Regions from separate parts of the Homo sapiens genome. Here region 1 is linked to region 2. A link is an interaction called in ENCODE POLR2A ChIA-PET data of the cell type or tissue named here. Cell type or tissue: Panc1. All regions are shown on one strand. Region 1 overlaps CLIP2 (CAP-Gly domain containing linker protein 2). Region 2 has its middle 4.4 kb from the start of RFC2.

What was found. ChIA-PET counts read pairs that join two places held together with the same protein. Peaks named below come from ENCODE experiments on the same cell type or tissue, not always from the same donor. Only the 100,000 strongest peaks of a DNase experiment are listed, where the experiment ranks them.
Region 1: POLR2A ChIA-PET joins it to region 2 with 10 read pairs; 7 of 35 experiments call an interaction of 5 or more read pairs at or near these places.

Annotation. Positions count from the first base shown.
Region 1 is chr7:74,342,969-74,345,468 of GRCh38, reverse strand. All of the region lies in intron 3 of CLIP2 (CAP-Gly domain containing linker protein 2), which reads right to left. Among named protein-coding and RNA genes, the nearest start is that of CLIP2, 55 kb to the right of the region's middle. In Panc1, no CTCF peak of the experiment used is centred here; DNase peaks (open chromatin) are centred at 1,106 and 1,448.
Region 2 is chr7:74,257,572-74,260,071 of GRCh38, reverse strand. No RefSeq gene overlaps it. Among named protein-coding and RNA genes, the nearest start is that of RFC2, 4.4 kb to the right of the region's middle. RefSeq lists an enhancer at 1,833-1,892. In Panc1, no CTCF peak of the experiment used is centred here; no DNase peak of the experiment used is centred here.

The DNA.
Region 1 (2,500 bases), 85 kb before region 2:
TTGAGGCCAGGAGTTCAAGACCATCCTGGCAACATGGAGAAACCCTGTCTCACTAAAAAATACAAAAATTAGCCAGGTGGGTGGCGCATGCCTGTAATCCTAGCTACTTGGAAGGCTGAGGCACGAGAATCGCTTGAACCTGGGAGGTAGAGTTTTCAGTTAGTCGAGATCGCGCCACTATACTCCACTCTGGGCGACAGAGCAAGACTCTGTCTAAAAAAAAATTAAAGAAATAAAATGTTAATTTCTCTTGACACCCCAAGTATGCCTCATTGTGCCTAAGTAAATCCAGCTCCCCAATTAAAACTAGCTCCTGTCCCACCATCTCCTAGGGCCAACTACATGTGCCTGGCACATGAAAGACAAGAATTCCAAATCTGACATTTCCATGAGGCGGGTACTGTTACCACATTCATGGAAGAAGAGACTGAAGTTCAGAGTAGCCAGGGAGTGAAAGAGACAGGTGGACCTCTTCTTACTACACTCTGTGGCCTTCTCAATCCCAGCTGGGCTTGATTCCAGACCAGATCCCACCCTCCTCTGTCTCCTCCTTGGGTAGGGCCCTGGTGTCTCTGCCATGGAGGCCCGTCTGTGAGACTGGGTTGTTCTCTCTGGTCTCTGGCCTTCAGGTGGGACTGCTTTCTCAGCCCCTCCTCTCTGGCACCAGGTCTCTGCCACTCTGTCTACACAATCAGTCTTGGATCCTGCTGCTCTGTAATTCCAACCTCGAATGTCCTTTCTCTTCCCTAGCCTAAATCCTCGATTAGGCTGGGCTCAGTGGCTCATGCCTGTAATCCCAGCACTTTGGGAGGCTGATGCAGGAGGATCGCTTGAGGCCAGGAATTTGAGGCCAGCCTGAGGAATGTAGCGAGACCCCCATCTCTGCAAAAAAAATAAATAAATAATAAAAATTAAAAAAATTAGGCAGGCATGGTGGTGCACATCTGTAGTCCCAGATTCTCGAGAAGTTGAGGCAGGAGGATCGCTTGAGCCTAAGAGTTTGAGGCTGCAGTGAGCTATGACTACACCACCGCACTCCATCCTGAGTGACAGAGCAAGACCTTGTCTCAAAAAAAACCATGCTAGGCACAGTGCCCAGTGTGAGGTATGCCCTCCCAGAAAGCAGTGTTTCAACCATAGGATGCAATCTACTTAAAGATTGAGAAGCTAAGGTCAAGATAGCCCAGCCCCCTTGCTGCTGCCAACCCTGCAGACAGGCCAGGGCTTAGCAGACACTTCTAGGGCAGTGGCAGTGCCCACCTCATGCCCTTCTCTTGCACACCACACCCAGAGATGGTCAGAAGCATCTACTCCCTGCAGGGAGAGCAGGTGCAGAGGGAATGCCAGGCGGGATCAAACTAGGGTTAAACCTACTGCTCCCCAATCCAGGGAGCAATCTGGGCTGGTCAGTAACCCCCAGAGCCTCCACTTCCCACCCCAACAGGGTCACAGGCCCATGCCCAGGGCACTCCCACGACATTAGTCAGACTGTGCACAGCCATAGCTCCTTGCAGACTATGACTCATCCTCACATCCACCAGTTCTCTCTCTCTCTCTTTTTTTTTTAAGACAGCGTCTCACTCTGTCACCCTGGCTGGAGTGCGGTGGTCCCATCGTGGCTCACTGCAGCCTTGACCCCCTGAGCTCAAGTGATCCTCCCACCTCAGTCTCCCCAGTAGCTGGGAGCATAGGCATGCACCGCCATGCCCGGCTATTTTTTTTTTTTTTTTGTATTTTTAGTAGAGACGGGGTCTTGCTATGTTGCCCAGGCTGGTTTCCAAATCCTGACCTTGAGTGATCCGCCTGCCTTGGCCTCCCAAAGTGCTGAGATTACAGGCACGAGCCACCGTGCCCGGCTGCCATCAGCTCTCTTAATGCTCTCCATAAAAGCATAAAGCAAAACAAGAGTGCTGGGCCATGGCCATTTTGCTGAACAGACACATGGAGAATGAATGAATGAATGAATGAATGAATGAAGATGAGGCTCTGTAAGTGACTTGCCCAATATCACAGACCTGGGCCTGATTTCCCTGCTGTACCCACCCCCAGTAGGTGCCCACAGACCCCGGAGATCCTGAAGGACAGGTCAGGGAGACTAAGCTGTTTGCCCAGGTCCTGTTGGATGGGGTTGGCTTTCCTGGGAGCCACAGGAGGAAGAGCAGAGTGACGGTCCCAAAACAAGTTCCTTGGACAGGATGGTGCAGGGGTCCAGGAGTCCAGCCTCCTTCCTGGGCCCTGCCGTTCCTGCTCCACTCTGGGTTTTTTTCTTGTTTTTTTTTTTGAGACGGAGTCTTGCTCTGTTGCCCAGGCTGGAGTGGAGCCGCACCATCTCAGCTCACTGCAACCTCCGCCTCCTGAGTTCAAGCAATTCTCCTGCCTCAACCTCCTGAGTAGCTGGGATTACAGGCGCCCGTCACCATTTTTTTTTTTTTTTGAGACAGAGTCTGGCTGTGTCATCCAGGCTGGAGTGCAGTGGCACCATCTTGGCTCACTGCAAGCT
Region 2 (2,500 bases):
TCCATCTCTCTCCCACCCCCACTCCCACCCGTCCCAGGCTGATCATCTCTCTCCCGCCCCCACTCCCACCCCTCCGAGGCTGATCAGACCACCGTGTGCCCCAGCTCTGCTGTCACTCATCCCTTCGTGCCTTCAGGAAATGTGGGGCCTCTCTCTGGGCCACTACAGGCAATGAGGATACAATGGGAACAGGACAGAGAAAGTTCCTTTTCTCAAAGAATTTTCATTTTAGTGGGGAAACAAACAGTAAACAAGGCAACAAATCCAGCTAAATATAGATTGTGGGTAAGAAAAATAATAAACAAACAGGGGCTGGGCTCAGTGGCTCACACCTGTAATCCCAGCACTTTGGGAGGCTGAGGCAGGAGGATCGCTGGAGCCCAGGAGTTGAAGACCAGCTTGGGCAACAAGGTGAGACCACGTCTCTACAAAAAATTAACAGATTGGCCAGGCATGGTGGCATGTGCCTATGGTCCCAGCTACTCAGGAGGCTGAGGTGGGAGGATCACTTGAGCCCAGGAGGTCAAGGCTGCAGTGAGCTATGATCACGCCACTGCACTCCAGCCTGGGCAATACAAAAAGACCAACTCAAAAAAAAAAAAAAAAAAGAGAGAGAGAGAGAGAAAGAAAGAAATAAACATGGTGTTAGTGTAGGGAGCAATGGGAGGCAGAACAGGATATTAGGTGGTCCTTCCAGGCAAAGCCAATAGGCGTTCAAATCTCAGATTGGGGGTTCACATCTCTGGCCAAATGCCCCTTCCCATCAAAGCCCTTCCTGACCTCCCAAGTGAGGTGTTAGCCTATTGCTGATATCCTAACAACCCACCAATCCCTTTTCTGACACTGATCATAATTTTTTTTTATTTATTTTATTTTATTTGTGAGACGGAGTTTTGTTCTCGTCGCCCAGGCTGGAGTGCAGTGGCACAATCTCAGCTCACTGCAACCTCTGCCTCCCGGGTTCAAACAATTCTCCTGCCTCAGCCTCCCAAGTAGCTGGGATTACAGGTATGCGCCACCACGCCCTGCTAATTTGGTGTTTGCAATAGAGATGGGGTTTCTCCATGTTGGTTGGGCTGGTCTCGAACTCCCGACCTCAGGTGATCTGGCCGCCTCAGCCTCCCAAAGTGCTGAGATTACAGGCGTGAGCCACTGCACCCGACCCATAATTACATTGAAATAAACATAACATTGGCCGCTTGCTGTCAGTTTCCCTCCCTACAATGGAAGCTCCTGTGCCCCTCCCAGCCGCTCTAGGCACTCAGTCAATATTTGTTAAAGGCAGAAAACGTGCTGCTTACATGATTTCCAACCAGCTTCTGAATTCCATAAATCTAATCAGAGCAATACCCGGGGACAAATTTTACCCAGATGAGACACCCTTATACTGTAGATATATCTAGGAAATGTTTTTTCTGTACACACTGTGCCTCTCAATATTGAAAATGCTACAAAGTGCTCGCTTCGGCAGTGCACAGACTAAAACTGGAACGACACAGAGAAGATGAGCAGGGCACCTAATTTTAAAAATGCTAACGAAAATGTTAGAAAAACCATAAATGGGGCTGGGCGCAGTGGCTCACGCCTGTAATCCCAGCACTTTGGGAGGCCGAGGCGGGTGGATCACAAGGTCAGGAGATCGAGACCATCCTGTCTAACATGGTGAAACCCCATCTCTACTAAAAATACAAAAAAAAAAAAAAAAAAAAATTAGCCAGTCGTGGTGGCAGGCGCCTGTAGTCCCAACTACTCGGAAGGCTGAGGCATGAGAATGGCATGAACCCGGGAGGTGGAGCTTGCAGTGAGCCGAGATCGCACCACTGCACTCCACGCTGGGTGACAGAGCAAGACTCCGTCTCAAAAAAAAGAAAAAAGAAAAACTATAAATGGGATGGAAGACCGCAGTGCCTGAAACACTTATTTAAATGATAGCATCACCATTTAAAAACAAAAATTAGTCAGGTGCGATGGCTCCCACCTGTAATCCCAGCACTATGGGAGGCAGAGGTAGGTGGATCACTTGAGCCCAGGAGTTCGAGACCAGCCTGGCCAACATGGTGAAACCCTGTCTCTACTAAAAATACAAAAATTAGCCGGGCATGGTGGCATGCACCTGTAATCCCAGCTACTCTGGAGGCTGAGACAGGAAAATCTATTCAACCTAGGAGGCAGAAGTTGCAGTGAGCCGATATCATGCCACTGTGCTCCAGCCTGGGTGACGGAGTGAGACCCCATCTCAAAAAATAAATAAAGGCTGGGCATGGTGGCTCACGCCTGTAATCCCAGCACTTTGGGAGGCTGAGGTGGGCGGATCACCTGAGGTCGGGAGTTTGAGACCAGCCTGACCAACATGGTGAAACACCGTCTCTACTAAAAATACAAAATTAGCTGGGTGTGGTGGCACATGCCTGTAATCCCAGCTACATGGGAGGATGAGCCAGAAGAATTGCTTGAGCCCGGGATGCGGAAGTTGCAGTGAGCCGAGATCATGCCATTGTAC